Regions from separate parts of the Homo sapiens genome. Here all the other regions are linked to region 3. The links are chromatin loops, found by intact Hi-C in ENCODE. Cell type or tissue: heart right ventricle. All regions are shown on one strand. Links, peaks and the distances in the headings refer to the core of each region. The heading gives the core; the rest is flanking DNA.

Evidence for each region. A loop is a pair of places that touch in the nucleus more often than their neighbours do. Peaks named below come from ENCODE experiments on the same cell type or tissue, not always from the same donor. Only the 100,000 strongest peaks of a DNase experiment are listed, where the experiment ranks them.
Region 1: a loop joins it to region 3, with 2.5 times the contacts of the local background. A loop is called at or near these places in 3 of 110 quality-filtered maps.
Region 2: it touches region 3 in a loop (4-fold over the local background); 7 of 110 quality-filtered maps call a loop at or near these places.

Annotation. Positions count from the first base shown.
Region 1 is chr16:73,116,538-73,127,274 of GRCh38, forward strand. It overlaps a transcript of ZFHX3 not described here. Among named protein-coding and RNA genes, the nearest start is that of HCCAT5, 30 kb to the left of the region's middle. RefSeq lists enhancers at 6,488-6,697, 7,565-8,064. In heart right ventricle, for the core only: a CTCF peak has its summit at 6,372; DNase peaks (open chromatin) are centred at 6,224, 6,594 and 8,342; H3K27ac peaks cover 2,951 bases.
Region 2 is chr16:73,129,877-73,140,613 of GRCh38, forward strand. It overlaps a transcript of ZFHX3 not described here. Among named protein-coding and RNA genes, the nearest start is that of HCCAT5, 43 kb to the left of the region's middle. In heart right ventricle, for the core only: no CTCF peak of the experiment used is centred there; no DNase peak of the experiment used is centred there.
Region 3 is chr16:73,065,612-73,076,348 of GRCh38, forward strand. It overlaps a transcript of ZFHX3 not described here. Among named protein-coding and RNA genes, the nearest start is that of HCCAT5, 21 kb to the right of the region's middle. In heart right ventricle, for the core only: no CTCF peak of the experiment used is centred there; DNase peaks (open chromatin) are centred at 3,447 and 5,090; H3K4me3 peaks cover 1,484 bases; H3K27ac peaks cover 4,102 bases.

The sequences.
Region 1 (10,737 bases), core at 4,396-9,395, 53 kb after region 3:
CTGTCATTTTTTGTACCTGGGGATGCAGACCATGTACCTATCAAAGCTTAGTTTAGCAGAAAAAATTCAGGATGTTGGAGTGGGTTGGCTTCTTCCAGCAGCCTTCAATGAAGCACTTTGGGAGGCAGGCTGAAGGTGCTCTGTTTTCCAGCAAGAAGTCAAAGGACTCTGGTTGGCTAAGAGAGGTTCTTTCCACCTGTGGCCTGTAATTTAAATGACCAAAAGTCCTAACCCTGGGTACTGCAGGGCTGGAAAAACCACATTTTTCTATCTCAAACCCAGTTTATTCACGCAGGAATGGGGAGGGTTCTCAGAAGATGAGATGAGAACACAGAAAAAGCCTGGCCTGCCTCATCCTAGGCTGTCTCCCGGCTTGTTCTGGTGAACATTGTCTGTCTAAGCAAGGGGGATGCATGTGCTTTGTGAAGTGTCTGGGAACAGTCTGAGGGCATGAAGAAATAAGAATCTGCCTACCCAAGGCTATTGTCTTTATTTCCTACAAAGCAAAGGCTAAAATGAAGGAAGAGGCCACACACTAGGCCTGAACTAAAGGTAGTGCTTCAAACTCTAGGTATGACACATTAGTGGACTATAAACTCAATTTGATGGATTGTTACTGGCTTGTTTTTTCTTTTCTTTTTCCTTCTTTCCTTCCCTCTTTCCTTCCTTCTTCCCTCCTTCCCTTCTTTCCTTCCTTCCTCTTTCAACAGAATAGAAACTATTAGCATGTAACCCATGTAGTGGCCATAAATACTGTTGTATAATAAAACTTATGATTTAGTTATACATAAATACATACCAATATGCACATGCATAATTGTATACTAGGTCATGAAGTAAATTCATTCTCATTATGGGTCATGGCCAAAAAATTTGAAAACTAGTAGACAGGTGAAGCATAGAGATTTGGGGCCAGAAAGTAGAAATTTCCAGGTTGAAAACACATGATCAAACAAAACCTCTGACTATGGTTACGACCCAATGGAGTTGTCTAGAGGCAAAAATATGAAAAGCCTATTAGTTTTTGGGGGGATGAGTATTGCTAAAGAAATGGCAAGAAAGGGTGACAATAGTCTGCAATTGTTTAAATTGTTAGGTGTACTTTAGGTCAATCTCTAGCCTCCTGCTATAGACCCAATGTGTCCCCACCTAAATTCACATGTTAAAATCCTAACCCCTAATATGATGGTATTTGAAGGTGAGGCCTTTGGGAGGTCATTAGGTCATGAGGGTGGAACCCTCACAAATAGGATTAGTGCCCTTATAAAAAAGGCCTGAGAGAGAGCTCCCTTGCCCCTTCTACCATATGAGGACACAGAAAAGATGACTGTCTATGAACCAGGAAGTGAGCCCTCACCAGAAACCAAATCTGCTGGTGCCTTCATCTTGGACTTCCCAGCCTCCAGAACCATGTGAAATACATTTCTGTTGTTTATAAGCCATCCAGTCTAGAGTTGTTTGTTATGGCAGCCTGAACTAACTAAGACACCCCCAAAATCACACCAGAGGTAGTGAATTGCTAAAGCAGTACAGTCCTCAGAGAATGCATGTTCCCATTGCCTTCCTCAGAGATGCCCATGAAGGACAGATGGACAAAGAGGACCCTCTGTGGTCTATATTAGATACCAAGAATTCTTTCTATTGCCAGAGGTCTTAATTATTTTTTGTTCTTAGTTTTTTTTGTTGTTGTTGAGACAGTCTCACTCTGTTACCCAGGCTAGAGTGCAGTGGCACAATTTCGGCTCGCTGCAACCTCCAACTCCTAGGTTCAAGTGATTCTCGTGCCTCAGCCTCCTGAATAGCTGGGATTATAGATGTGTGCCACCATGCCTGCCTAATTTTTGTATTTTTAGTAGAGATGGGGTTTCATCATGTTGGCCAGGCTGGTCTTGAACTTTTCACCTCAGGTGATCTACCTGCCCCGCCTCCCAAAGTGCTGGGATTACAGGTGTGAGCCACCATGCCTGGCCTATTTTTTTGTTCTTAGGATATGACATGTGCAACTTCCCATCTTCCCAGAGTTTTTATTGTATACCTCCCATTCTTTCTTCAGTGTATTGGGTGTATTGGGGGTAGATAACTTATTTAATCACAGGTCACTGGACCACTAGGAGTTACCTGTGAATTTCAAGAAGAGGAATTTCACAGGATGTAGTAATTATACAAGCCTCTGGGCTCTTGCATTTGAGTTGCATGCATTTTTATATGGGTATGGGTATTTGTAAGAGTGTTTCTGTGGAAGATAGGTATGAGTACATGTTGAGTAGCCAAAGGGGTGCACAGTACTTGACATTTTTTGGTTGCTACCCAGCACCCATGTAACTATCCTCCACCTTAGCAGTATCCAGATTTTCCTTCAGGTAATTACATCCCCATGCAGCCCATGGACTTTGTAGCTTATTCCAGCTGAGAGCCCTGAATAACTTGAGCCAGGCAGTACCTTTTATTTCCCTGATTACAGTCACTCCTTTCAGGGTGGGCACTGTGTCCTGGGATGGTACTATCATGTAAATTTCAGGAATCCTACTTGAAATGACAGTGCAGAAACACTCTCTTTTTAAAATTCTTTTATTTTTATTTTTTTGAGACAGGGTCTCACTTTGTGGCCCAGGCTGCAGTGCAGTGGTGCGATCATGGCTCACTGCAGCCTCAAACTTCTGTGCTCAAGTGATCCTCCTGCCTCAGCCTCCTGAGTAGCTGGGACCATAGGTGCATGCCACTATGCCCAGCTAAATTTTAAAACAATTTTTGTAGAGATGGGGCCCCACTATGTTGTCTAGGCTGGTCTCCAACTTCTGGGCTCAAGTGATCCTTCCATCTCAGCCTCCCAAAGTTCTGGGATTACAGGTGTGAGTCACCACACTCAGCCCGGAAGCACTTTCTACCATGGGGCTCCGCACTAAACTGGCAGCCACACTGTGTCTCCAAGGAGGGCAGGCCTTAGGATGAGGGCAACATTGTGGCTGATGGGGTAGAGAGGAAGGAGGGCTCTGGGCCCTTCATTATGCTCCTGAGCGCTTGGACCAACCAGCCGTGTGGCCTGCTTTACCTTTGCCATGTTCCATGTGAGCCAACAGGCATCCTTACTGAGATCTGTTTGAGTTGATTTCTAACAGTTACATCATAGGAAATATAAACTTCATGTATTTTATTTTACGTCTTTTAGAAATGGGGTCTTGCTCTATCCCCCAGGCTGGAATGCAGTAGTGTGATCATATTTCTGCAGCCTTGAATTCCTGAGTTCAAGTGGCTGGCTTCAGCCTCCTAAGTAGCTGGGACTACAGGCGTGCAACACCTTGCATGGTTTATACTTTTTATTTTTACATTTTTTGTTAGGACAGGGGCTTGCTATGTTTCCCAGGATATTTACAACAAACAAAAAAACCTTTGTTTTGCTTGAGGCTGAGCTTTCTTATTCCAGATGTGGAATTGCAGAGCCTCTGTCCCAGGCCTCCAGGAGGCTGAATTCATTCCCAGTGGGTTTTAGTGGTTCCAGCCAGGAGTCTACTCCTGAAAGTTCCTCTGTGCTCAATTTCCCCCATACTAAGTGAAATACACAGTTGATGTTTGTTTTTTTTGTTTGTTTTTTTCACACTCAAGGCTCTTTCTGTCCCTGATCTATCCCTTCATGACCCTTGGCTCATTTCCCATTTCTAGTCCTGCCCCTTGAATCACAGTAATATTAAGCTGTTTAGAGTTCCACATTCCATACTATTTTTGTTGTTGTTGTTATTGTTGTTAGAGACAGGGTCTTGCTCTGTCACCCCGGCTGGAGTGCACATAAGTGGTGCAATCATAGCTCATTGCAGCCTCAAACTCCGAGGCTCAAATGATCCTCCTGCTTCAGCCTCCTGAGTAGCTGGGACTACAGGCACATGCCACCATGCTCCATTAATTTTTCATATTTTTATTTTTTTGTAGAGACAGGGTCTCACTCCATTGCCCAGGCTACTCTCAAACTCCTGGGCTCAAGTGATCCTTTCACTTTGGTCTCCCAAAGTTCTGGGATTCCAGGCATGAGCCACTGTGCCTGGCCAAACCCCATACCTTTCTTCATGTGCCTTTCTTGATATTGTTTTTGTTTGTTTGTTTTTCTGCCCTATCCTCTCTACCTTTTTTTTTTTTTTTTTTTTTTGAGACAGAATCTCGCTCTGTCGCCCAGGCTGGAGTGCAGTGGCAGGATCTTGGCTCACTGCACCCTCCACCTCCCGGGTTCAAGTGATTCTCCTACCTCAACCTCCCGAGTAGCTGGGACCACAGGTGTGTGCTACCACGCCCGGCGAATTTTTTATATTTTTAATAGAGATGGGATTTCACCGTGTTAGCCAGCATGGTCTTGATATCCTGACCTTGTGATCCGCCCACCTCGGCCTCCCAGAGTGCTGGGATTACAGGTGTGAGCCACTGTGCCGGGCCCCTATCCTCTCTACTTTCTTTGTTTTACATCTATTTATCCGCTTAAGCCACCACTCTCCAATATGGCAGCTGCTAGCCATGCGTGGCTATGGATTACTTGAAATGTGGCTACTGCCAGTGAGGAACTGAATTTTCTACTTTATTTCATCACAATTAATTTAAATTACAAATTTTAAATCAAAGCAATATAATATATGTTTCTGTTAAACACAGCTTTATTGCTTTGATAGGACTACATTTTACTTTAACAATTGAAAATTTGGCATACAAATTGAGATGTACTGTAAGTATAAAATATGCACTGGCTTTCAAAGACTTAACACAATAAAAAGAATGTATAATATCTCATTAATAATTTTTACATTGATTGCATAGTGAAATGGTAATATTTTGGACATATTGGGTTGAATAAAATATATTATTAAGATTATTTTCACCTGTTTGTTTTTACTTTTTAAAATATGGCTACTGGAATATTTAAAATTACACACATGGCTTGTACTGTGTTTCTACTGGACATCTTTGGCCTAGACCATTTCAGACAGCATCTCCTTGAGAACAGTTTTCCCAATCACTCAGGCTAGGCACAGTGGCCTTCTAACATCTTTCATGATATGTTCTTACATAGGACTTATTAGGCTGGCGCAGAACTAATTGCAGCTTTCTTTTTTTTTTTTTTTGAGATGGAGTCTTGCTCTGTTGCCCAGGCTGGAGTGCAGTGGCTCGATCTCGGCTCACTGCAAGCTCTGCCTCCTGGGTTCTCGCCATTCTCCTGCCTCCGCCTCCCAAGTAGCTGGGACTACAGGCGCCTGCCACCACACCCGGCTAATTTTTTGTATTTTTAGTAGAGACGGGGTTTCACCATGTTAGTCCGGATGGTCTGTATCTCCTGACCTCGTGATCCACCTGCCTCGGCCTCCGAAAGTGTTGGGATTACAGGCATGAGCCACCGCACCCAGCCATAATTGTGGTTTTCACCATTACTTTTGAAGGTGAAAACTGCAATTACTTTTGCTCCAACCTATTCATATTAATTATATTCTCTTCATGAATATTATTATTCATGAATATTAATTCATATTGTCTTCGTGTGTCTCTCTCCCCACTAAGACTATAAGTTTCTCAGGGGCAGGAACCATATTTTATATTTCCAGGGCCTGGCACATGGTAGGTACCCTATCCATACTTGTGAAATTAATTAATGGATAGCCACATCAAATTCACAAGTATCTTTAAATATAATTTCACATACAACTGCTCTTTTTTTTTTAAGATGGAGTCTCACTCTGTAGCCCAGGCTGGAGTGCAGTGACGCAATCTCGGCTCACTGCAACCTCCACTTCCCGGGTTCAAGCGATTCTCATGCTTCAGCCTCCTGAATAGCTGGAACTACAGGTGCATGCCAGGCTAATTTTTGTATTTTTTTTTTTTTTAGTAGAGACAGGGTTTCATCATGTTGGCCAGGCTGGTCTCGAAACCCGGACCTCAAGTGGTCTGCCTGCCTTGGCCTCTCAAAATGCTGGGATTACAGGTGTGAGCCACTGTGCCTGGCCACATATAACTAATTTTAGGATTTGTTTTCTGTCTTGCGGCTTCCTGGAGGTCAAGTCTTTTGGCTGTGTCTCTAGGCCACCACGGGGTGCAGTGACCAACTTGGGGGGCCATCAGGGGATTCCCTGTAGACAAACTGTCCAGCCCTTCCTAGCATCCTGTTCCTAGTGGGGCACCAGATGGGCACAGAGCAGGAGTCAGCAGTTAAGGGTGAGCCCCAGAAGGAGCAGAGGAAAGAAAACACGAAGTGAGGAGAGCAGGAAGCAAGACTTCTCCTTCGGCTTTCCGTGGCCCTGGGAGCTGAGCACTGCTGCCAAGCAAACAGTGGTGTGGAGGAGCGAGAAGGAGAGCCCAGGCTGGATGTGGTCGGCCGCTGGGTGGAGTTAAAATGTATAACAAGGGAGAGGCAACTGAAGAAAAGAAAAGATTCTTTTAAAAATTCTGCTCTAGCCTAATTAAAAAAAATTCCACTCCCTCATGCTACGTTTTAAGAGACTGCCCTTTCAGAATTATTTTCAGTCTGGTGGTAACAGGCAGGAAGAGTGTCAGATGTTCACCAAGCTATAAAGAGGACACTCCCCACCCTCTAAAACACAGGGCCAGCCCCCACATTGCTTTTCTGACTTGGGTTATGAGGATACAGGATGTGAAGTTGTCAAAGGCATAGATCTTTCCGGAAAGGAGTGTCCCATGTGGTAGATTAAAAAAAAAAAAAATGGCTACAGTATTTTGCAGCTCCTCCCACCAAGACGTGGAGTCAGTTTCACCAGCCCTTGAATCTGGGTTATACTACTCACGGGACATCAGGACACCTAATGCAAGCAGAAGCTTGACAAGCACTTGCACAGAGGGGTTTGCTCTCTTTTGCTATTTTTGGAATCCAGCCATCATGTGAAGAAGTCTAGACTGGCTTACTAGATCCTGGAGACACATAGCCTGGTCACCCTTGTGGATCCCTCCCAGGTTCCAGGCACATAAGTGATACCATCTGGGACCACCAGGCCTCAGACAGTCCTCACCTGACTGTAGCCACATACACAAGTTCAGGTGAACTCAACAGAAGAACTTCCAAGCTAAGCCCAACCCAAACTGCCAGCCTCCAGGATGGTGAGCTAATTAACAATTGTTGTTTTAAGTCTCTAAGTTTTGGATATTTTAAAAATATGGTGCTATGGTCTCAATGTTTGAGTCACCTGGAAATTAATATGTTGAAACCTAATCCCCAATTTAGGGGCATTAAGAGGTAGAGTCTTTGGGAAGTGATTAGGTTATGAGGGTAGAGCCCTCCTGAATGGGACTCATGCCCTTATAGAAGAGGCCTGGGGGAGCTTGTTTGCCCCTTCTGCAATATGAAGACCCAGTAAGAAGATGCCATTTATGAGGAATGGGACTTCATGAGATACCAAATTTGCCAGTACATTGATCTTGGACTTCTCAGGCTCTAAAACTGTGAGAAATACATTTCTATTGTTTATAAGTTACCCAGTCTGTGGTGTTTTGTTATAGCAGTACAGATGGACTAAGACAGATGGCAAAACCAACCAACCAACCAACTAATACAGTTTGAGTCACAGGTGGGAAAATCCATGTAGAAATAACCACTTTACAACCTTGTATAGGAGAGCTATTATAATAGTGTGTTTTGGCCTGTTCCGGCTGCCGTAACAAAATACCATAAACTGGGTAGCTTTTAAGCAGCAGAAATATATTTGTCCCAGTTCTGGAGGCTGGGAAGTTCAAGATCAAGGCACTGGGGACGGCAGATCTGCTGTCCGGTGAGGGCCTGCGTTCTGGTTCATAGATGATGTCTCCTTGCTGTGCCTTCATGTGGTGGAAGGAGCAAGCTAGCTCTCTGGGTCTCTTTTATAAGATCACTAATTCCATTCATTCATGAGAGCTCCACCCCTATGACCTAATCACTTCCCAAAGTCCCCACCTCCTGATATCATCACATTGAGGATTAGGTTTCAACATTCAGACCATACCCTAGAGCGATTCAGAGTGCGGGCTTTGGAGCCAGGCAGGTTCAGTCCCACCACTTAGATATAATCCTGGACACGTTTGATAGCAACGGTAACAGTGACAGTACATGCTTTGCAGGGTTGTAATGAGAACTGTGTCGGCCAGGGTCACACATCTGTATTAGGATAACTTGAGGAGAGTTTATAAAGGGACTATTACATCTACAAAGATGTGGTCAGGGTTCAGGGAAACACAAGAGAGAGTGTAGCGCACTGGGGTTGTGATAGCACCCAGGTGGGAAGCAAGGACAGGGCATGGTGACGAGAAGCTGGGGACAGAGCAGGTGGGGTCAAGAGGGTTGCTTAACAGGACCCATAACCTTGTGTTGAGAAATGAGTCTGTTCTGCAGTGACATGGCTGGGAGGGGGCTGGGAGAATACAAACTCTGATCTAACTTCTTCCTCTTGCCTATTTTTGCCAGTGATCCTCATTGGCCAAACCCAACTGGAAGCCACTGGGCTTCAAATCAGCCTCCTGTGGCAAAAAGCAAGGTGGAGAAGGTGAGAGAGTAGATCTGGGGCAAATGGAAGGTATCCAGCCCATGGATTTAAAAGCAATAATGCATAGGAAAGCCCTGATCATGTACCTAGCACCCAGTCACTGTTTGCTGTAATATTATTATATTATCGGAAGAAACCAAGAGCTGTGGGTGGCAGAAGAGGAATTGAGCTGTTTTTTTTTTTTTTTTTTTGCTAGGGTGACCTGCAGAATACTCATGGAGGAGGTCTGCTTTGAGTTGTGGCTTGGAGAGATGAAGAAAATAATAGAGCAAACATTGACATGGAACCTACTATGTGCAGGTACCATTCTGGATGTCGTACATACATTAATTTATTTAATCTTCATAGCCACTTTATGGGGTAGGTACTGTGATGGTTAATACTGAATGTCAATTTGATTGGATTGAAGGATATAAAATATTGATCCTGGGTGTGTCTGTGAGGGTGTTGCAGAAGGAGATTCACATTTGAGTCAATGGGCTGGGAAAGGCAGACCCACCCTTAACCTGGGTGGGCACCATCTAATCAGCTGCCAGTGCAGCTAGAATATAAGCAGGCAGAAAAATGTGAAGAGAGAGACTCCCTAGCCTCCCAGCGTACATCTTTCTCCTGTACTGGATGCTTCCTGCCTTCGAACACTGGACTCCAAATTCTTCAGTTTTGGAACTTGGACTGGCTCTCCTTGCTCCTCAGCCTGTAGATGGCCTATTGTGGGAAGCTGTGATCGTGTGAGTTAATACTTAATAAACTCCCATATATATATATGTGTGTATATATGTATATATATATGCATATATATACACACACACACATATCTATTCCATTAGTTCTGTCCCTCTAGAGAACCCTAATACCGTACCATTATTATCCCACTTCACAGATGAGAAATTGAGGCAAAGAGAAGTTAGATAACTCAGTCAAGGTCATACAGTAATAAGAAATGGAGCCAGGATTTGAACCAATTTCAAAGAGGGTGTGGGACACAGCATTTGTTTCTTAGGCACATAGCTGAAAAATGCACAGAGAGGAAGCAGTGAGTCATCCACAGGGACTAGTATGGGGTTTGTGCTAGAGAATGGGGAAAGACAGAGAATGGGGAGAGAGCCAAGGACCAGAATGATGGGTGGAGGAATTTGTCCTCCATTCTGGGAGGCTCTGGGAAGCCACTGAGGACTTCAGAGAAGAGAAAGGCAATCACAGCGGGGCACCAGGAAATTTATCCGTGTGCAAGGCCAAACTAACAAAGCAGGGAGCAACTGGAAGCCAGGCAATCAGCGAGAGGATACTGCAGAGGTCCAAGCACTAGGTGATGAGGGCTTGAATGAGGATGATAGCAGCCTAGATGGAGGGAAGAGACAAGGGCATTGCGCTGCTAGGGGAAGCACAACAGGACTTGGGGACTGAAGTACTGGATGTGTCAAGCGGGGACTGAAGAAACAGAAACAGATGGGAGGTTTGGGAGCCACGTGATAGGTGAATGATAGTATTAGATGTATCATTCAGCCACACTTAGGGTACACGTTGGAAAAAAAGTGTACGTCAGCCAGTCTTGTGTGTTCTTTGGTTGCAGTGCACATGTTAATAAGTTGTACCACTCCCACACACTGCAGTCAGTTGCGAAATAGCAATCTATTTTGCAATATCAGCTCCTGGTAAATTTCACTTGTGAGCCTGGAACAAGGATGGGGGTGGATTCAAGGACCGCCCCCTGAGGTGGTGAGAAGACCAGGGATTGCAGGACATTGTGAGATTCTTTCTGGGGCAGCTGGAAGGATGCTTGGTTGCCCAGCGACAATCCTGCCTCCGCAGCAGTCTTGGTTTCCTGCAGTCCCGGATGCATCTCATTAAAAGGACAGAGGGATGGATGGCCGACACATTTTCTGAAGTGGCATTTTCAACGTCCTGAGTCCTGGTATCTTGTTTATAAGTGGCACTTACAAAATACAAGGGAAAGAAAAAGAAAACGGGAGAGGAAGAAAGGTCTCCTAGGATCTCAAGCATGCAGTGCGTGGATCTTGACTCTCCAATTTCAGCTTGTCTAAGAGACGGGGTGCAGGGCCTCCTTGAAATCCACCTGAAATGAATTAGCCTGAAGTAAAAGTAGGTGTTTATCTCAAGTCATTGCCTCAAATAGCTGACTACCTGTTGGAAGAAGGGTCTGATCGATGCAAACCAGAGCAGTCGTGCGTGAGCTGTTACACAGCGGTTAGTATCGATCAGAGCTAAAGGCTGCCGATAGGAATGTGGA
Region 2 (10,737 bases), core at 2,837-7,836, 65 kb after region 3:
GTCGACTTAATATTTTAAATATGGTTTTAATTAACCATCCTCCTTGTGTTTAAGGCAAAAGCAGGAAAACAGGGAAAGCGTCTAACCCGAGAGCATTGCCAGTGATTCCACTCTTTGTGACAATGAAGGCCAGAATTCCAGAATGCAGAGGCGAAAGCTCTCCCAAAATTGTTTCTTAGGGCATGGACCTATAATACTTAAATCATTTCTAATTCCACTGGGTTCTGTTATCCCAGCACAGACTGTAAACATTTATTTTTGGGCTTTCCCAGAAATGTGTCTTATGGAAGGGATTAGCTGTTTGCGCATGTAAAGTTCCGAAGGTGAGCTCCTCTAACCTAACCCACGTAATTAAAGTGGAAAATTTTTGGTGGAGGGAAAAAAAAAAACATCAGGGAAAATACCATGTTTGGAAAGAGAGCTGTACTCCGACAGTCTCAAGAGATGGCTCTGCGTTCTTGGGCACTTAATTATATCCCATCTTGCTGTGTGCTCCAATGCTTTCATCCTTTTGGTCTTTACAGACAATACCAGGATCCCTGGCACCATACACTCTTCTCCGAGAGGGTCTACAATGTCTAGCTTTGCACTGAGGCAGTAGGCAACTTGAGGACAAGGAGAGTGACACTGGCGTGGAGCCAGAGACTGGGTTTGCCCTATCATTTTAAAACATGATGTTCATTACTTTTTAAAGTGTGGAGTATATAGGGAAGAAAATAACAACAAAACAAAACAATAGTTTGTTTTTAAGATGGAGTCTTGCTCTGTCTCTGAGGCTGGAGTGCAATGGAGGTGATCTCAGCTCACGGCAACCTCCGCTGCCCGGGTTCAAGGGATTCTCCTGCCTCAACCTCCCAAGTAGCTGGGATTACAGGCACCTGCCACCAAGCCTGGCTAATTTTTGTATTTTTAGTAGAGACAGGGTTTCGCCATGTTGGCCAGGCTGGTCTCGAACTCCTGACCTCAGGTGATCCACCTGCCTCGGCCTCCCAAAGTGCTGGGATCACAGGGGTGAGCCAACACGCTGGGCCCAGACAGTCTTATTTTAAAATGCAAATGGCTAGGGGCACTATAAGACATTTGTCACCAACCTCTATGCAACTGCCGCTTTGTGCCTGAGCTGGTGGCGCTGGTTCTGGAGTTAGACCCCCTGGGCTCCAATCCAGGTCCTGTCCCTTGCTGGCTCTTGTTAACTTCTTTGTGTCTCAGCTTCTCTATCTGTAAAGTGGGAGTAATAATAGGACTTGTTTTCTAGGGTTGACATGAGAATTCAATGAAAGAACATATGAAAATACCATGAGCACAAGTCAACGCACAGCATTACATAGCAGGACCTGCAAAAGGTCAGCTACTATGCCTGTTATATATAATGAATGCCTAAATATAAATCATTTAAAAAAAACAACTGCCTTTGTGAAGTACTTAATAAACGCAATTCATGGTCCAGAGTGCTTTATGTACATGACTCATACAATCTTTCATTCAACCCTATGGAAGTAGGTTCTAGTAAGAATCCATTTCACAGAGGAGGAAATGAAAAAGCAAAATGTAACTTGTCCAAGGTCATTCAGCTAGCTCAAGCTGGGCTTTGAGGGCACGTCTGATTCTTCCTACTGGACCAGCTAAGTCAGACAGGGTACTTTTAAGAGGGGAACACAGAGAGACAGAGAGACTTTAGGACCCAGAGATACTAGTCAAAGTGTGAGCTGACACAGTGAGCCTCACAGGGTGGGAGGGATATCCAGAGGAGAGGGCGAAAGCATCAAAGGAGCTTTGCCTTTACCTGATTTTGCCTGGGGCCAGTACAAGATCTGATTTCTTTTGTGGTCTCCAATGTTGCCTGCAGCAGGGAGTTACGAAAAGCCACTGGATCCGAGTCCTAAAACTAGGTACTGTATTCCAGTTCTACCACACATTCTATGATCTCGGCAACTCACATTCCTTTCCCAGCAAGTTGCATTTTCTGGGAAATGGGGATCAAAAATCTTGGCTCACCTACCTCCTGGAGCTGTTGTGAGGCTCACATGTTTGGGGATGTTTAACTGCTCGGTTAACTAGAAAGCACTGCACAGAGATGCTAGGTATTATTATTGGCTTGATGCCTCCCTGTGATGCAAGAGGGATGAGGGTCCGGTGCAGTGGCTCACACCTGTAATCCCAGTGCTTTAGGAGACCGAGGTGGGAAGATTGCTTGAGGCCAGGAGTTCAAGACCAGCCTGGGCAACATAGTGAAACCCCATCTCTACAAAAATTTAAAAATTAGCCCCATGAGGTGGCACACAACTGTAGTCCCAGCTACTCCGGAGGCTGATGTCAGAGGATCACTTGAGCCCAGGAGAATGAAGCTACAGTGAGCTTTGATTGTATCACTGCACTCTAGCCTGGGTGACAGAGCAAGACTCTGTCTCAAAAAAAAGAGTGGAGAGGGGATGCACTTGGTCCTTTAAAACTTTGATTTAGAGAGGACCCAAACTTGTGCCTCCCTGGAGAAAACTTTATGGTGTCAGAGATCCTGGGATTGTCTGGAATCAATTCAAGAAGAGGGAAGGAGACTGGGAGCCTCGTGGATGAAGGTATTATGATAGCAGGTTTCAGGAACACGCCGTAATCAGCTCTCTCTTCTCTGTAGTTCCACTCCTAGCAATTTGGGGCCAGCTGGGGACTGGATGATGTCCTCTCTGATGCATTGGAATTTGTCCTGCTTCATGGTCTGGTCTGCTATAGGACCACATATCACACAGAGACACAAAGCAATTGACAGCATCCCGGCCGTTTCTTACAGATCCCATATCCTGTGTCTAGGCTGTATTTCAGGCCAACTTTTAGTGAAGTGGATCAATGCTTGAAGCACATAATGTAACATGATTCTTCAAGGGTTTGATTAATCGTGTCACAGTCACAGCCTCAGTTCAGGTTCAACCTTTTAAAAGTTTTATTATTGTATAAAGTGATCAATCAGGAGGAGAGGGAAGACAAATGCTCGATGTTGGCCATCTCTCCCTCTCGTCTTCGTCAGCAAGTGTTCTTCTCCTGGTCGGTTTGGCCGATCGTGATGGAGAAATTCATGAAGATGCATGGCACAGCAAAATATGGATCACCAAAGAGTGCTCTGAGTGGAAGGCCAGCTGCTCCAGTGATGAGCAACCTTGGCAACACATGGGAGGCCCCTGGGGTGTTTTAAGAAGTTCAGAGCCCTGTATTTCACCCACAGAAGTTCTGATGCTTTTGGTCTAGGGCATGGTCTGGGCATCTCTTGGGAATTCTAATGTGTAACTGAGTGTTACGGTGGAATTATGTCCATAACCCCCAGTATCCCAGAATGTGACTGTATTTAGAGATAAGACCTTTAAAGAGGTAATTCGGGGCTGGGCGTGGTGGCTTACGCCAGTAATCCCAGCACTTTGGGAGGCTGAGGTGGGTGGATCACCTGAAGTCAGGAGTTCAAGACCAGCCTGGCCAACATGGTGAAACCCCGTCTCTACTAAAAATACAAAAATTAGCCAGGTGTGGTGGCGAGTGCCTGTAGTCCCAGCTACTCGGGAGGCTGAGGCGGGAGAATTACTTGAGACTCTGTCTCAAAAAAAAAAGAGGTCATTAGGGTAAATTGAGGGCATATGGGTGGACCCTAATCCAATAAGACTGGTGTCCTTTTAAGAAGAGGAGATTCGGACACAGACACATAGAGCAAAGACCATGTGAACACTCTGGAGGAAGATGGCCAGCTATAAGCCAAGACGAGAGGCCTCAGAAGAAACCAGTCCTGCCAACACCTTGATCTTGGGCTTCTGGCCTGCAGAATTATGAGAAAATAAATTTCTGTCATTGAAGCCACCTAATTTGTGGTACTTTCTTTGTGGTATTTTGGGGGTTCCTGTCCACCAATTTCTGTTTTCTCCATCTCCAGATCCCTTTCTTGGGACATACCCTGTTAGAAGCTGCTCTCACAGTAATCCCCAAGAAAGTATTAGCTGAACTTAATGTTTTAGCCCTCCCACAAGTGCCTGCATTTTAATATGGGATTCGTACCTGGAGTAATCTAGGTAGCTGAGATGCATTTGGACTGATGGCTTTCCAGTCATAATTGCTGTAGTGATAGCCGATACTTATTATGTGCCAAATACTGTTCCAAGTGCTCTGTGTCTATCTATATCTATGTCTACGCCTATATCTAATATTCATTCGTTGAATCCCCCCAGTAGCCCTATGAGGTAGGTGTGCTTAAAAGAGGAAGCTGAGGCACAAAAGGGTTGAGTAATGTATCCAAGGTCTCACAGATAGTAAATGGTAGAGCTACGATTTGAACCCAGCAAGTCTGACTTCAGGTACCATGCTTTTAACCACTCACAACTCAGATGACCTCAATGGCCCCTAGCAGGATCGGAACAGACTTTGAGGACTAGCTTTGTTTTTCTAACAATAGCTGTTAGTGACCTTCCGTGTTAGTCTCCCCACCTCTTTTTTTTTTTTTTTTTTTTTTTTTTTTTTAAGAGACAGTCTTCCTCTGTCGCCCAGGCTGGCATGCAGTGGCGTTATCACGGCTCAGTCCTGGTCTCAAGTGATCCTTCTGCCTCAGCCTCCCTAACAGTTGCGACCACAGGCACGTGTCACCACACCCAGCTAACTAAACATTTTTTTTTTTTTAGATATGGGGCCTTGCTGTATTGCCCAGGCTGGTCTTGAACACCTGGGCTCAAGTGATCCTCCTGCCTCAGGCTCCCAAAGTGCTGGGATTACAGGTATGCCCCACTGCACCTGGCTCCCTGTTAGTTCTTATTTCTCTATTTCTAAGTCCCTGAGACAGTACCCACTGTGGGAGATTTTTTTTTAATTGTTTCCAAATATTACCCTTCCTTATGGGAGGATTATCCTTCTCCCATCTCATCAACATCAGACTTGGCCATGTGACTTGCTTTGGCTGCCAATAAAATGTAAGAGGAGGTGATGTTTGCTACTTTTGAGCAGAAATTTTAGAAGTCATCATGTGATTTTTTCTCTTCTCCCTTCTAGCATGAGAATGCTTTGAAGTCAGGCCCAAGCAGCAACTTCAGCTCAGGTCTCAGAATAAAGACAAAATAGAGAGGAGATGCAATCAACCTGTGTTGATTGAACAAAAATGTATCTTTGTTGCAAACCACTGAGACTCAGGGGTTTTTTGTTACTGCATCATTACTTAGTAAAAACAGACTGATACACTCTCTGAATACCAATATATTTAAGTGAAATGCCAGGACTGTTGTAAGGATAATATCTTTAATCAATAAGCATACTCTTAAATAACCAATAAACTGTATTATAGCTTATCCAAGAAATCTTGCAATAGAGCTTTCTGCCCTCTGTGAATACTTTCTATGCATCTATCCATCTCCATCTCAGAAGGCTAAAAGATCATAAACCCTTGCCTAGCTCAGTACACACCGAGTTCATTCACCAGCTCAATATGTACAAAGAGAATCAGAAAGAACAGATGGAGCAGACTAAATGTTATTTTAGGTTCCAGGACATTGGATAGAATGGGAGAGAAAAAGGATTTATTTTCTTTCGTGGATGGGAATTAGTACAAAGGCCTGATGAGACTGTCCCTTATCCAAGGACAGAGAATAAAAGAACTCTTCAATGTAAATTATCCATTCCAAGCTTTCGACCCTGCTGCCATTTTTAGTTCCGAATCGCTCACTTCTCTGAGAGGTTGCAAACTTATGACCTATGAACTGAATGTGGCCTGTGGAAGTCTTTTCACATACCAAAGAAAACACTATTCTATGTGCGGATGTTCGAATCAAATTGATTGCCAACAATCAAAATTTGAGATATTTCAGGTTAAAAAAAATAGTTCCAGCTTCTCTTAATTGAAAGCCTTGGTTACACTGGGCTTAGGAAACTTCAACTAAAGTTGAGTAGCAGCTGCCTTTTAGGCTGGGCATGGTTTCCACGGTCCCTACCTCTCCCTATTGCCTTATACTAGGCTCACTTCACTTATTTATATTCTTTTTTTTTTTTTTGAGACAGAATCTCGCTTTGTCGCCCAGGCTGGAGTACAGTGGTGCGATCTCGGCTCACTGCAACCTCCACCTCCTGGGTTCAAGCAATTCCCCTGCCTCAGCCTCCTGAGTAGCTGGGATTACAGGCACACGCCACCATGCCCAGCTAATTTTTGTATTTTTAGTAGAGACGGGGTTTAACCATGTTGGTCAGGATGGTCTCGAAATCCTGAACTTGTGATCCGCCCTCCTCGGCCTCCTAAAGTGCTGGGATTACAGGCGTGATTATTTGTATTATTTGCATAATCCATGGAGCCACTTGAGTTTGCCACCTTGAGTATCAATTAACTCCTTTCCTTTCCTTTTTCTTGTCCTTCTTTTATTCCTATGTCTTCCACAGTAAACAAGGAGATCTTGGGGACTCCATTTTTGCCACTCTGAGGACATCACTCTTCTGCCTTGTTTTTGGAATTTGGGGTGACCCAAACTTGACAGTCCAGTTCTTTGGTTCCCAAAGAGCTTCATTCTAAACTATCTATTAGGTTGGTGCAAAAGTCATTGCAGTTTTTGCCATTAAAAGTAATGGCCAACGGGAGCGGTGGCTCATGCCTGTAATCCCAACACTCTGGGAGGCCAAAGCAGACAGATCACTTGAGGTCAGGAGTTCGAGACCAGCCTGGCAAACATGGTGAAACCTCGTCTCTACTAAAAACACCAAAAATTAGTCAGGCATGGTGGTGCATGCCTGTAGTCCCAGCTACTTGGGAGGCTGAGGTGGGAGGATCACTTGAACCCAGGAGGCAGAGGTTGCAGTGAGCTGAGACTGCACCAACTGCCCTACACGCTGGGTGACAGAGCAAGACTCTGCCTCAAAAAAAAAAAAAAAAAAAAAAAAAGTAATGGCCAAAACTGCAATGACTTTTGCACCAATCAAATAAGACAATTCTAGGGGTGCAGGGAAGAAATGCTTTCTGCTGGAGATTCTGACAATGTTTATCTAACAGCTTCTACAATACTTGGTGATTTGCATACTTGTGTAGCTAGCAGGTCTTGGAGCAGCATAAGCCTCCTGCCTACTAGATAATTCTGTTGCTTAACAAACCATAACAGCTTTGATTACATGGAAAATGCTAGCAGTAAATGATTGGAAAATGATTTTACTGTTTTCTGTTATGGAAACTCACATGTAGGAACATTATGGAACTGTCTTGAAATTTCTTTTGCCTTCTAAATATAAAATCACTAGACTTTGATATTTCAGCAATTCTACATTTTAAAATATCAGAGCTGATGAGATCGATACTGCTTTGTAGATACCTACACTGCAGAGAGCTAGCCAGTGCTATCTGGATAAAGTAGACAGTAGGTAGGCATTTGCAAGCCTCTCTCACCTACCCCTTTCTTTTTCTGCACCAGATTCATTGCTATACTGACCTCTCATTGACTGAAACTTTACATCAAGGCTCAGGGACTGTAAACCCACCGCAGCTTGGAATATGGAATATGGATGTTGAGATACACACTTCAGTTCCTGAACTCAGTAATGAAATCGCCCCCAGAGTTCTCATGCCAGCATTCAGCTAGCTGCAACTTTCTCCTGCTTGCCTTCTAAGGAGATTAAGAACGGGCATTTTATTTTGTTTCCGTTTTAGTTTATTTGAAGGTTTTATGATGTCTTGGTTGAGTGGCTCGTGGGACTTGCAAATAAACATGCTGCCTTTAAAAATGGCAAGTTGTTTTTATTTATTTCTTTTAGGTGCCCAGTGACCTCCGGGTATATTAGGCAGCTTTAAATTATAATTAAAATAATAACTGTGGTCCTAAAACAGTAATAGATGTTGAATGATACAAACACCAAATTAGGATGTTCAGAAAATCTGTATGAAGGAAGCCAGAGAAAGCATGGAATTAAAAAAATTATCTTTGTGGCAGGACCAAAGGAAACTTATCTCAAACAGCAGCTTTGTTATAATGCTTTTGTTTTGTTTTGCCTTCCTATAAGGCTACTCAAAATTTTTTTTGTATTTGCTAGATTTGGGGTATTGGGGGGTGGGGGAATATCCAGTTCTTTAGTTGATCTTGCTATGACTTTGCCGACAGAAGGAAATAATGAAAATTGCTTGTCATCGGAGAAAATCCCTGTATTCTAATGATTTCTTGACAACTTCTGAAGTCCATGGGCACAATCAGTAGAAGCCGACATTGTGTTTCACTGGATGCCAAATCCTCAGAGTGCTTCTGAGTCCCTCTAAGACATACATCTGCATTCCTCCATCTGTCATCTTAGTTCATCTTCCTCTCCCAACTGTTCTTAAATTAAATGACTACATCTAATGGGAGATTTTCTCGTGAAAGCTTATGAGAGTTTGTCTGAAGACAAATTAAAACATTGCAATGTAATCACCCAGCTCCACTCTCTGCTTGGCTGGCCCCAGTGCCTACTTTTACCCAAAGAAGTTAATCAACGTTTGGGCCCTGTATAGAGAAAAGCAACAAGGAAGGAAATCCATTCAAGAGGAGATGGAATCTACCCGCTGACGGTCAGAGGGTCAGGGGATGAAGACTGGATCTGTCCGCTGCAGAGAGAGCTGTGAGATATGCCAGGGCTCTGAAGACCAGGGCAAGAAGAGTAGGAGGCAGGGAGTGAAAGAAAACAAACATCTGGTTCCAGAATATCAAGGCATGATGCTTAACCCCAGGGATATAAAAATTCCCCTTCTCTTACCCTCCACTCCCCATGGATGAGTGGATGTCTTCCTGCAGTTGTTACAGGTCACTAGGGTTGATGGGACTCTTCAGCTTGGCTAGTTATTGCCCCCTACTTCTTTTTTTGAGATAGGGTCTCACTTTTGAGATAGGGTCTCACTCTGTCACCCAGGCTGGAGTGCAGTGGCATGATCATGGCTCACTGCAGCCTGGACTGCCCAGGCTCAAGTGATCCTCCCACCTCAGCCTCCCGAGTAGCTGGGACCACAGGCACGCACCACTATGCCTGGCTTATTTTTGAAAACTCTTTAGTAGAGACAGAGTCTCACTGTGTTGCCCAGCCCGGTCTCAAACTCCTAGGCTTACGCAATCCTCCTGCCTCGGCCTCCCAAAGGGCTGGGATTACTGGTGTGAGCCACTGTGCCCTGCCTGGTCATTGCCCTTTTATTCTCTCACTGCACCATGTGAATCCCTTTCAACATTTGGTTGAAGGGGACAGCATCTCCAGCAATTCCGCCTTACAGAAATTTATCCTAATGAGACGAGACAGATTCACTAAGCACAAAGATGTCCATCATTTCATTGTTTACAACATCACTGCTCATTAATAGGGAATTAGTTAAATAAACAATGGTATATCCAACACTGGAATGCAATGCAGTCATTGCAATGAAACTATGAAAAATCATCAAAAATTATTGAAAATGTATAACCCACTGACATGGTATATTGTTGCAGACAGTATACATACTATGATACCACTGGCACGAAATAAAACATATGTATATGTGCATGCATAGGAGATATCTGATAGGACGAAGTCCAGGTTAACCGTGTTTACTTCTGGGTGGTGGAATTTTTGGCGATTTTAATTTTTATGCTTTGATAAATTGCTTGCATTTCTCAAGATATTGTACATTATCTTTTAATCAGAAAAATAAAGCTTAAAGCTAGGTCTATATTTGAGAGAAAAAAAGAACAGCCTTGGTTAATGGTATGTGAGTCATTACGCTGTTCTCCTAAAGTCTCCAAACCCAAAAATTTCCCAAGGCATTGAATCCTGGGAAAGAGCTTTGGCTGGGTCATGATGGGAACAGGGAGTTGGCTGCCGCCGTGATGCTCCAACTCTTTATTCCCAGGCTACAACAGTCTAATTTGATAATCTTTTCCATTGAATCTTTATGCTCCCTACTAAACACTCAGAGTGCTTCCTTGGATCAATGCTTTCAAGTTCATCCTCATATCATCTTTGTAAGGCAGAGGTAGGTAGGGAATATGAAGAAAAGTTTCAGGACCTGAGACATCAGTGGCTATGGGACTTGAGGGAGACCATGGTACTGCTGAGACTAGCGTACTGGTTCTCAATCTCTCAGCTCAGTGCTTCTTCCACAAACCCCTAGTGCTTCACTTTCAGAAGTGAGATGGAGCCAGGCATGGTGGCTCACACCTGTAATCCCAGCGCCTTGGGAGGCCACGGTGGGAGAATCGTTGAGGCCACGAGTTTGAGACCAGCTTGGGCAACATAGTGAGACCTTATCTCTACAAATAATTTGAAAATTAGCTGGGCATGGTGGGCACGTGCCTGTATTCCCAGCTACTTGGGAGGCCGAGTTGGGAAGGATTGCTTAAGTTTGAGGCTGCAGTGAGCTATGATCATGTCACTACACTCCATCCTGGGAGACAGAGTGAAACCCTGTCTCAAAAAAAAGGTATAAAATAAAATGACCTTTTTAATAATTCAGTAAACGAAACTAAAACCATCCGTATCTTGTGTAGGGATGTTCAAGAGTTGGATTATAATCTGGCTGTGATCAAAGTGCTCATTAAGAGGAATATTTTTGGACCTCTAATGGCTATCATTGGACCTGATTCATCCTGATCTGCTGAGACAGTGCTCTCAGGGAAGTCTGGAGTTCGGGTTAAAGGTTTCAGTTCTACTATTAACAGTGGCAAACAAAGGCAAGGGTTAACCTGACTAGGTCTCAACCTTTTCATACCTGAAACAAATGGGGAGGCCGGGCGTGGCGGCTCACACTTGTAATCCCAGCACTTT
Region 3 (10,737 bases), core at 2,230-7,229:
TGTGTGTCTCCCCAAAGCCAGTAATGGGATTTAAAATGAGAGATTCCCAGTCCTCGTCCTCCCTCCCATTCCATTTTGCTCTCTTCGCCCCAGAAAACATCTGCGATAACCGGCTGCACGTCTAAAGGGACGGTTTAAAGAGAAACAGGGTTTGGGGAGCGCATCAACTTTCTCTTTTTCAAATAAAGTTGAAAAAAAATTCCAAAGACAATTTAAGCAACAAACGACATCGAACAGATATTTTTCCAAGGCAAAAAATTTCCGATTCGTTGGTTTCCCATTCTCAGAAATAGAGAAAAATGCGAATCCGATCTTCCCGTGCGCTCATGACACGAAATTTGGAGCCCGTACTTGGTTAAGGCTGGTGAGTGCAGGGCAGGGCGTGGCCCCACGGCCGGCAGGAGTCCGGCGCACACTGGGCCTGGAGCGCACTGACTGGGGCTCTGGCTAGCCGGGCTACCCGTGGGGTGGCCTAGGGCCCAGCCTGTGTCAAGGCTGCGGGCAGGGCACTGGTCCCCTGTGGACTCGGGGCGCGCCCTCTCAGCCGCCTCCCTGTTTAATTCCAGAGCTCAGCGGGCTGCAGGGACATTCGACGCCAGTTTCCTCAGGCCCGGGCGTGAGACGCGCCCTTCTCGTGTCTGCTCTTCCGTCCCTCTGCGCTGGATGTTGTATAGCGCAGGCCCCTTCCCTCCCCGCCTCTCGTTCCCAAAACCTTATCATTGAGAATTCGACAGTTGCCCCGAGATGCTGATCCCAGTTCACGGAGCCAGCGTGCGCGTCCCTAATGCCCGGCACACCCATCTCCATTTCGGGACCCTTTTTTTTCCTGCGGGCTCTGGACTCCCGGGAGGAAGCCTCGGGCCCTCCGGCTCCCCGGAGACACCGGCTGAGGCGCTTAGGCCAGTGCAGAGTCGCCGCACTGGGACCCAGGCGCCCCTCACAGGTGCACGTAGGGCATGGCCCAACGGCCCCTCGGATGGGCGGGGAAACAGGCCCGGGCGGAGCAATTCGATCACCCCATTATGCCCCTGCGGATGCCCAGAAAAGCCACGAGGCCCGGGGGACCGCCCCAGCAGTGGTCTGGAAAGGAGAGGGCGCGGCGAGGGGCGCACCTCGCGCCCAGGGCCCACGCCGCCCAGGCCCCGTGCCTGCCTCCCCGTCACCCTAACTCCGCACCCGGGACTGCTGGTGGTTCCCTTCTCTTTCCGCCGTTCTCGCCGGGCTGCCTAGTCTCTTTAGGGCCACAGATGCGCCCTCCTCCCCCCAGCCCCGCGGGATACGGAGGTGAGAGCACTGAGATGGGGACCCTGAACCCAACTGCAGGAGGACGCTGGACCCCTATGTCCCCAGGAGCCCCTTCCAGCCAAGGCCTGGGGAGGGAAGGCGCCTCTGCACCCCTCAGCCCCAGGTGCAAGAGCTGGGAGTGGAGAACCCCCGGGGCCCTGCTCGCCTCCAAGGCAGACCAGAAACCGGGCCCGCCAAGGAGGCGGGAGTGGGTGTGTGGAGTTAGCGAAGGGCCGTCTGGAGGGGTGCCTGTGCCTGCGTGTTTGGTGCTGCACGTCTCCCTCCCTCTCATTCTGTCTGGGAAGAAAAAAGAAAGCGGGCAGATTTGAGCCGACCCCTCTTTCCGCAGCCTGGGAACGCTGCAGCAGGAAGAATTGCTCATAACGACACTTAAGCCCCGACAGTTGAATGCTAAAGGTTAAACTTACAGTCTTCAGGGAAGGGCTTCCTGCCAACTGGAACAGTGGTGCGCGCTGCCACGGGCGCTCCTCCACCCCAGCCTGGCCCCTCCAGGTACAGTTCACATCACGGCTCTTGGCATTTGTGAACTTCAGCGAAGGAGCCCCTGGGTGCTGGCTTGTCCCTGCCCCTCATCTTCAGGGAACCTCTCCTTCCTGGTCTCCCCCATTATTTTGCCTGTGGCTGGTTGAGACCTCAGTTTGTCCCTGGGATCCTGCCCTGTGGGTCCCAACTAGTTCCTGCTGTGCAGTTGGAATGGACCCACCTTTGCAACAAAGATGCACGGTTCACACAGGTGGACACTTTGGAGAAACTGCATTCATCCCTTGTCCCTTTGCACAGAGCACTCAGTGGCCCCTGCAGCTTGGCACAGATAAAACCAAGGCTAATACACTGAATTTAGTGCCCAGCCTTGGAGGGGTCTGCAGAGAGACGCTGGCTGTAAGGAGGCAGGCGGGGGATTGTCAGGTGGAAAGCTTCCCCCAAAGGAATAGCCAAGGGAGTCTCTATTCCACGGACCAAGGGCCCCTCCCCCAACCCACCACCAAATGATGGTAAGGTTCAATTTAGCACCCCTAAAAAGTATATTCCAGTAGGAGATAGATGGTAAAGAGAATGCAGTTCAGCTCTCAGGAGCAAGGGAAGGTGGCTCTTTTCCTACCTCCCTAGAGAGCCCACATTTGCTGAGCACCTACCTTGCCTTAGCTCCCTGCCAGGCACTTTCCAAATAATTGCATTCAGTTCTCCCAGCAACCCTGGGAAACTGGTATTATTAGTCCCATCTTATAGATGAGGAATACCAGATTCAGAGAGGTTAAGTCACTCACTTAAGGTCACACAGCTATTAAGTGGCTCAGCTTGAATTTGAACCTGGGCCTGTCAGGCTTTAAAGCTATTTCTATTACACCAGTTGCCTCTCATCAAGGTCAGTAGAATCAGGGGACCCAAGGGATGAGAAAAGATAGATGTGTAGGGCAGATGGGCTGAGGCGCAGGAAATAAAAATATTCCCGGAAGGGTGCTCTGGTTTTGTATGGATTCAGGGCTAGATTCAAGACTAAGAGACAAGTCACTGATGGGCATGGTCCCCCATGTTATTCACTAAAGGGAAAAAGGCCAAAAGGGACAATGCAATAGAGAAATATCAACAAAATCCTAGGATTACAGGGTTGGAACCCATGTAACAATTGCCTGGTGTGCCCCTTGGTTTTCCAGCCTCGGCTGGCCATACTAGGGAAGTTCATACCAGGCCTTTTTGTTTTTCTTTGTAAATTTTCTGACTGTGTCTGAAGCTCAGACAAGTTCCTTACTTCTGTGAGTCAGCAGGGCTAACAGGAAGGGATGATCAGATGACCAACTGCTCATGAAAAAATATGAGGAAATCCAGTAGACAGGGAATAAGAGCAGGCAGAGACAGACATCCAAAGGCAGGCCCCTTGGGAACTCCTGGTCACTTGAGTGCTCCACTTGCAGGCCCTAAGGTAGGGAAGGCTGTGGGTGGGGCAGCTCCACAGCTCCCTTGAAACAAAGATGATGCCTGCTTTGCCAATATTGAGGTTTGGCCACCTGATGGTCGTCCACCAACTCTGGCCTCCATGCGCACTGCGGGTACTGACCACCCCTTTGGGCGCAACTGCACAAGGGGGAAGGGTGGTCAGTCCAGTGGTATGGGCTGATCACTCCTCGCCGTGCTCGGCTGGGTTGACTCTGACTGATGCTGCCCAAGTATGAGTGTGTGTAACTGGGCAGGACTGGCCAGGCCCACACGGAGAGGTTGCTGAAAGCCTTGTTAAGGAAGTACTTCTGACTAGGCAATCCAATTACATAATGCTGCAAAAATAACTCTGGGCTGGGAGTCTTGAGAGTGACGTATTTTGTTAACAGAGAGGGGTATCAAATATCTGTCTTTTAACCCGAGGGCTGAAAGTACACTTGTGCATACTGACTGGCCTCTCACCCTCTCCCCCAATAAGGGATGTTAAGCGGGTGGCAGGGGGGAAGCAAAAGAAGAAGCAATGATGCACACTTGTTTTTTCCCCTCCTTTTTCCCAGGTGCAACTAAAGCCAACTGTTCAGTTTAGCTATATTCTGCCAGCTCACGTGTCCGTCTACAGAATCGTGCACACCCAAATTAGCCATGCAGTGCTATAAACTGATCAGGGAAGATTAAGCAAAAGAAATGAGGGAGAGAATAAGAAATGAGAGAAAAACAGAATGAAAGGTGGTTTTGTTTTATTTTTTGGTGGGTAGAGAAGGGGAAGGGGTGAATTGTCTCATTATATTCATGAAGACTAGACTAGGACTCCTAGCTTCCCACTAAGGTGACCAACTGGTCCCAGTTTACCTAAGACTGTCCCACATTTAAAACTGCATCTTAGGAACCCACTCATTTCTGAAAAACTGAGTTGGTCACTCCACTTCCCACGGGCTTTGGCCAAATTTCCACCCGGTCAGAAAATAACTGGTCATAATGGTATATCCTGTCAATCCAAAATTGTTCGAAGAGTGATCTAAATGAGATATTTCATCATGGACGCAAAAGCCTTATTTCCAGGCATTTGAAGAAAGATCCATACACTTCTTCCTCCCACTACCATTTTGGATTCTAGAGCTTTCCAGGTGGAAAAATTACCTGCTTCATTCAGTTTGCTTTCAGATAAAGTTTCCAGAGGTCCCTTTCCCATTTTAAAGTGCCCCGAACTCCTGCCATGTTTTGCTTGAGAATCCTTTCATACCATTTTTAAAGAACACTGCTTGAAAGTCATTGTACCTTTTTTCAACTTCTTTTCTGTTGTGGGGTCTCCATTCCTTCCTGGGGCACCAGGGTCACACACTGAACTGTATCAAACTCTTTTAATGTATTCTCATTGAATCTGTTAGCATTTTCTGTTTCCTAATGTTGATAATTATTGCATCTGATCCTTTCACTCTAAACTGCGGCCGTGCAATTCATCCTTAATCTAGATCCATCTGAGCCCCTTCCAAAGAAGACACAAAGATAAGCTATCCCTGGCCCAAGACACTCATAGCATCTGAGCTTAGATTCACATTTGTCCCCACCTCTATTATTTTTTTTTAATCAAAATGTTTCCAAACCCCTTGAGCTAATTATAAAAGCGAATAGCTTTTCCTCTCCGAATCATATTCCTTGACTTGTAAGAATGCAATTCCACTCTGAGACCACCTTGTCGCAGACGTGAAAACCTGCTTGCCGAGGACGCAGCAGAGAGGAAAGGGTGAAGCGGGATTCGTCTCCCGCCCTCCCTCGGCAGGCACTGCCTTTATGGAGTCTATTTCCAGTCTGTTTACCTGGCAAGGACCACGTGACCAATCCAGAAGGAAATGCTGACATCATTGTCTCTCTCTCTCTCTCTCTCGCACATGTGAGCCTCCCTCCCTCCCCAGGCCGCCTGCATTCCGGTATCCATCCTCTCTGCCTCTCTCCAGCGCCCGGTCCCCTCCCCCACCACTCACGCCTTCCACCACTTATTTCTCTGTCTTTCTCATGTCACACTTTCCTTTGTTTTCTTTTCCCCTTGCGGGCTGGTTCCTAGACCGTCTTGCGCGCGCGCGCGCGCGCGCGCGCACACACACACACACACACACACACACACACACATCTGGGTGCCCTTTTCTTTCTCCCTCCCCTACCCCGCCCCCCAACCCTCCCCCCCGCCCCCCGCTTTTCAGTTTTTTCAGATCTGTGGCCATTGAGCCCTCACTCTTTTAAAAACACCTTTCCTCTTTCTCTCTAGATTTGAGATTTCTAAATTAAAAAAAAAAAAAAAAGTCTGGAGGCCTAAAAAGTCTTCTGGGCCAGGGGTAGGGGGAGGAGGGCCAGGCAAGGCTGCGGAGTCCAGCCATTCAATTTCCTGCTCCACTGAGCTTCGAGATTTCGGTGTTGGGGGTTTGGTCAAACATGCTTTCTTTCTTTATTTATGTACAGCTTCTCTTCTTCTAGTCTCCATTCCACGTTTTCCCACCCTGCTGCTGACCAGGCTCCCCTGCCTTCCCCACTGCCAGACCACAGGTCCCAGCAGCTCCTGGCCTTGAGCGGAGGGAGGGAGGGAGGGAGCACGTGCAACTCGCTCCTGGTCTTTTCTCTGCTGCTGCTGCTGCTGCTGCCGCCGCCGCCGCCGCCGCCGATACTGCTGCTCATTCTATCAGGGGCTGGGGAGGCTGCTCAGCATCCTCCCAGCCTGAGACCCGGGGAGCTGGGAAAGCCAGGATGCAGAGAGGAGGGGAGGAGTGGCAGTCCATGCAGGTGCCTCCTGCCTGTTCAAAGGCCTATTTATAGGAAGAACCAGCAGGCAGGGCTCTGGGGTTTGGCTGCTCCTGGGCAGCTTTCTTGGTGCACGTGGGCACAGAGCCAGAGCATGCAGTTTAGAGGAAATGTTTAATAAAGACATGGGAGCCTCAAAGTGTTTATTTATTCTCACAGAAAGGTGGAGATAGGGTGTGCCTGGAAACTGCTTTGAAAGCGGACAGCAAGGTAGTGAGGCCACAGGGTGACACCACTGGGAATCAAAGGGAACAGCTGTCTCAGGCCAAGGGGCACAAGGCAGACACTGATGGGCCCCATTGCTTCCACCTCCCACCCTAGGCTGTTCTGAGTGGGATGATACCCCTTTTAGCTTGGAAGTGGGACATGGAAGAAGATATGAAGGGTCACATGAGAGTGAGACAATTAAGTAGTCATTACTTAGGGGTAAATTCATAATCCCCAGCACTCAGAAAGGTGGGATTCTACCTGGAGGGCATGAGTACTTCGATGGGTATGTTCACCACTGGGTTGGATAGAAAATCAGAAATGTAGGCCAGGTGGGGTGGCTCACGCCTTTAATCCCAACACTTTGGGAGGAAGGTGGATCACTGGAGGTCAGGAGTTCAAGACCAGCCTGGCCAACACAGTGAAACGCCATTGCTACTAAAAATGCAAAATTTAGCCAGGCGTGGTGGGGGCGCCTGTAATCCCAGCTACTCAGGAGGCTGAGGCAGGAGACTCGCTTGAACCCAGGGGGTGGAAGTTGCAGTGAGCCGAGATCGTGCCATTGCACTTCAGCCTGAGCAACAAGAGTGAAACTCCGTCTCAAAAAAAAAAAAAAAAAAGGAAAATCAAAAATATAGGATCCTATTGGAAGACCCTACTAAGACCTAGAGGTGGGACTCTGAATGTTAATATAGTACCTGCCTTCAGTGTTTGGGTTCATTCCTATTTCTTTGTTTTTAGAGACAGAATCTTGCTTTGTCACCCAGGCTGGAGTGCAGTGGCATGATCATAACTCATTGCAGCCTCCAACACCTGGGCTGAAGCAGTCCTCCCACTTCAGCCTCCTGAGTAGCTGGGACTACAGGCACATGCCACCATGCCAGGCTAATTTGTTTTACAAATTTTTTGTAGAGACAGGGTCTTGCTATGTTGCCCAGGCTGGTCTCGAACTCCTGGCTTCAAGTATCCTCCCACCTCTGTCTTCCAAAGTGCTGGGATTACCGGCATGAGCCACTGTGCCCAGCGCATTCCTATTTCTTTCTTTCTTTCTTTTTCTATTTTTTTTTTTATTTGAGACGGAGTCTCACTCTGTGCCCAGACTGGAGTGCATTGGCACAATCTCGGCTCACTGCAACCTCCATTTCCCGGGTTTAAGCGATTCTCCTGCCTTAGCCTCTCAAGTAGCTGGGATTACAGGCATGCACCACAATGCCCGGCTAATTTTTTCTATTTTAGTAGAGACGAGGTTTCACTGTGTTGCCCAGGCTGGTCTCAAACTCCTGAGCTCTGGCAATCTGCTTGCCTCGGCCTCCCAAAGTGCTAGGATTACAGGCGTGAGCTACCGTGCCCAGCCTCCTATTACTTAAGACACATTTCTAGTACTATGCCCATTGAAATGGCCCTGGCAGCCAGTCAGAAGAGAATCCAGTTATTATGAGGCTACCTTCTAGAGACCTGTTCCTTCAGCAAAGTATAAAGACAGCAGGGAGGGGTGTGGTGGAAGAGGTCGGTCATAGATATGTCTCTCCAGGATCAACAGGATCTAAATCCTCTTCAGATATGCTGGAAATCTAGAACTTCCTACAGGCTTTAAACATTTTGTACAAGTTCTAATTTTAAACTTCTAAATGTCATAGGCCAAGGACTTGCTGGATTTTGTTTGTTTTGTTTTTTGAGACAGAGTATCACTCTTTTGCCCAGGTTGGAGTGCAGGGGCACGATCTCAGCTCACTGCAACCTCCACCTCCTGGGTTCAAGTGATTCTCCTGCCTCAGCTTCCCAAGCAGCTGGGATTATAGGCACCTGCCACCATGCCCAGCTAATTTTTGTATTTTTAGTAAAGACAGGGTTTCACCATGTTGGCCAGGCTTGTCTCAAACTCCCAACCTCAACTGATCCACCAGCCTCGGCCTCCCAAAGTGCTGGGATTACAGGCATGAGCCACCAAGCCCGGCCTGGACTTGCTGTTTTGAGACATCGTTAGGTAGATAACTCCGTTGGTCAATGAAATTATTGTTGTGGCTTTTGATTCCAAATAAAACTAGTGCTGGAAAGTCTCAATGTCATTCTCATCATCTCAATATCTCATCATTTATGGAGCCACTGCTAAATTATGAGTACGGAAGGGTAAGGTGAAGCACAGGTTCCCGACTCCCAGCTGTGGGTTTGAGATGCCTCTGTCAGTGAATGTGTGCTCTTCACTTCTTATCAGTTTTTGTCAAACTAAACTCCAAGTGGTGGAAAGATATAAGAGAGGGTAGAGAGAATCATACAAAGCAACCAACCCAGTAGGATTATATGACCTTTATTGTGGCATCTTTCAACTTTGGAGGTATCTGGAGAATAATACGAAGGAGGTTCTTTCTCCATCTTTGAGTCTAGCTGAAGGCTCAGGCTCACTTCCTCACGCGGACCCTGTCCCAGGCGCAATGTTGGAGGTGACCTCACCCAGCTCCTCATATTCAGCTCTCTGAGTGGGTTTCCTGCATTTGTGTAAAACTGTACGGAAACCAAAATAATAGCAACAAGATCCATTTGTTTCACTACAGAATACCTGTGATGATGTGGAAATGCATATGCATTCATAAGTAGATTTGTATTCATGTTACGGATGACCCGCTTGCTTCCCCAAGGATAGGCACCATATGGAGTGTTCACTGTACACATCTCCATAAACGCCCACCATGCTAATTGGTACTCAGTGCTGTACCCATGGGGAAGAGAGGATAATGAGAATGATAATGACAATGATGACGACAATGATGACGACAATGATGACGACACTAAACTGCAGATGCCGATTCCAAGATGAAGATAGTTCTGGGCATACAGACATGCTTAACCAACGAGGAAGGAGGGAAGGGAGGGAGGGAGGGAGGATCAGATCGCATTGAAACACTCAGTGTAAGTCCTAAACCAAATTCCTTCCTTCCTTCCTTTTTTCTTTTTCTTTTCTTTTCCTTTTCTTTTTTATTTGAGACAGGGTCAGGTTCTGTCACCTAGGCTGGAGTGCAGTGGCACAATCTCAGTTCACTACAACTTCTGCCTCTGGGCTCAAGTGATCCTCCTAAGTAGCTAATTAGCCTCCCAAGTAGCTGAGACTATAGGTGCATGCCACCACACTCAGCTAATTTTTGTTTTTTTTTGTAGAGACGGGGTTTTGCCATGTTTCCCAGGCTGGTTTTGAACTCCTGAGCTCAAGCAGTCCATCAGCCTTGGTCTCCCAAAGTGCTGGGATTACACGTGTGAGCTAGTGCACTCGGCCTTTTTGTTTGCTTGTTTTAAAGCATAATTACTCTATTATTACCTACTAAAAGGAAGATAGGCCAGGTGTGGTGGCTCATGCCTGTAATCACAGTGCTTAGAGAGGCTGAGGCAGAAGGATCACTTAAGCCCAGGAATTTGAGGCTGCAGTGAGCCATGATCACACCACTGCATTACAGCCTGAGCAACAACAAGAGAATGATCCCCAACTTGAAAGAGAGGAAGGGAGGGAGGGAGGGAGAGGGGACATAATATCTACTGCTGAGCCTGTGGGCTGGGCTAGAATGGCGTAACAATAAAACAATCAGTTTTCATTGTTGGTATGTTTTTAAAAATATGATTTAGTACCTAATACTTCTCTCTCTCATGGCAAATCAGTGAGGCAGTGTTGGCAGCTCAGGACAGACTCACCTTACACGCAAAGCCTAAATGTCAGAGACATGATCTTGCAGTGATATACAATATAAATAAATTAAAAATATATAGAAAAGTGAATACATACAAGAAAGAGCTACCTAGAAGAATCAAAGACTTTTTTTTTTTTTGAGATGGAGTCTCGCTCTGTGGCCCAGGCTGGAGTTCAGTGGTGCAATTTCAGCTCACTGCAACCTCCGCCTCCTGGGTTCAAGGGATTCTCTTGCCTCAGCCTCCCGAGTAACTGGGACTACAGGTGCATGCCACTATGCCTGGCTAATTTTTGTATTTTTGGTGGAGACAGGGTTTCACTGTTGGCCAGGTTGGTCTCGAACTCCTGACCTCGTGATGCGCCTGCCTCAGCCTCCCAAAGTGCTGGGATTATAGGTGTGAGCCACCGCACCCGGCCAGCTTTTCATCATAAAAATGAAACAAAATTTAGAGAACAGGAAGATTACCAAAGGCTTGGGTTCCAGTGTTAGCTCTGCCACTAACAGCTGGATGGCCCCCAACAAATCACTTAATCCTCACTGTGTAACTTCTCCTTGTAAAATGGAGATAACAGTGCACACCCCACAGGGTTGTTTCAGGATTAAATGAGACTGCAGGTATAAAGTGTCTAGCACAATCCCTGGCACATGGAGGGGGGTCAATCCATGGCAGAAATGATTAACAATATTCTGATATTTCTTACCTGTCAGCATTGCAGGGTTGCAGCGTGAAGATCAAGTGATTGTAAAAGTATTGCATGAACTAGAGGAACTGAAACAAATCTAAGATGTTCTTTTTAGGTGTTACTGGGCTCTAAGTTAAATCTGTTAGTACTGG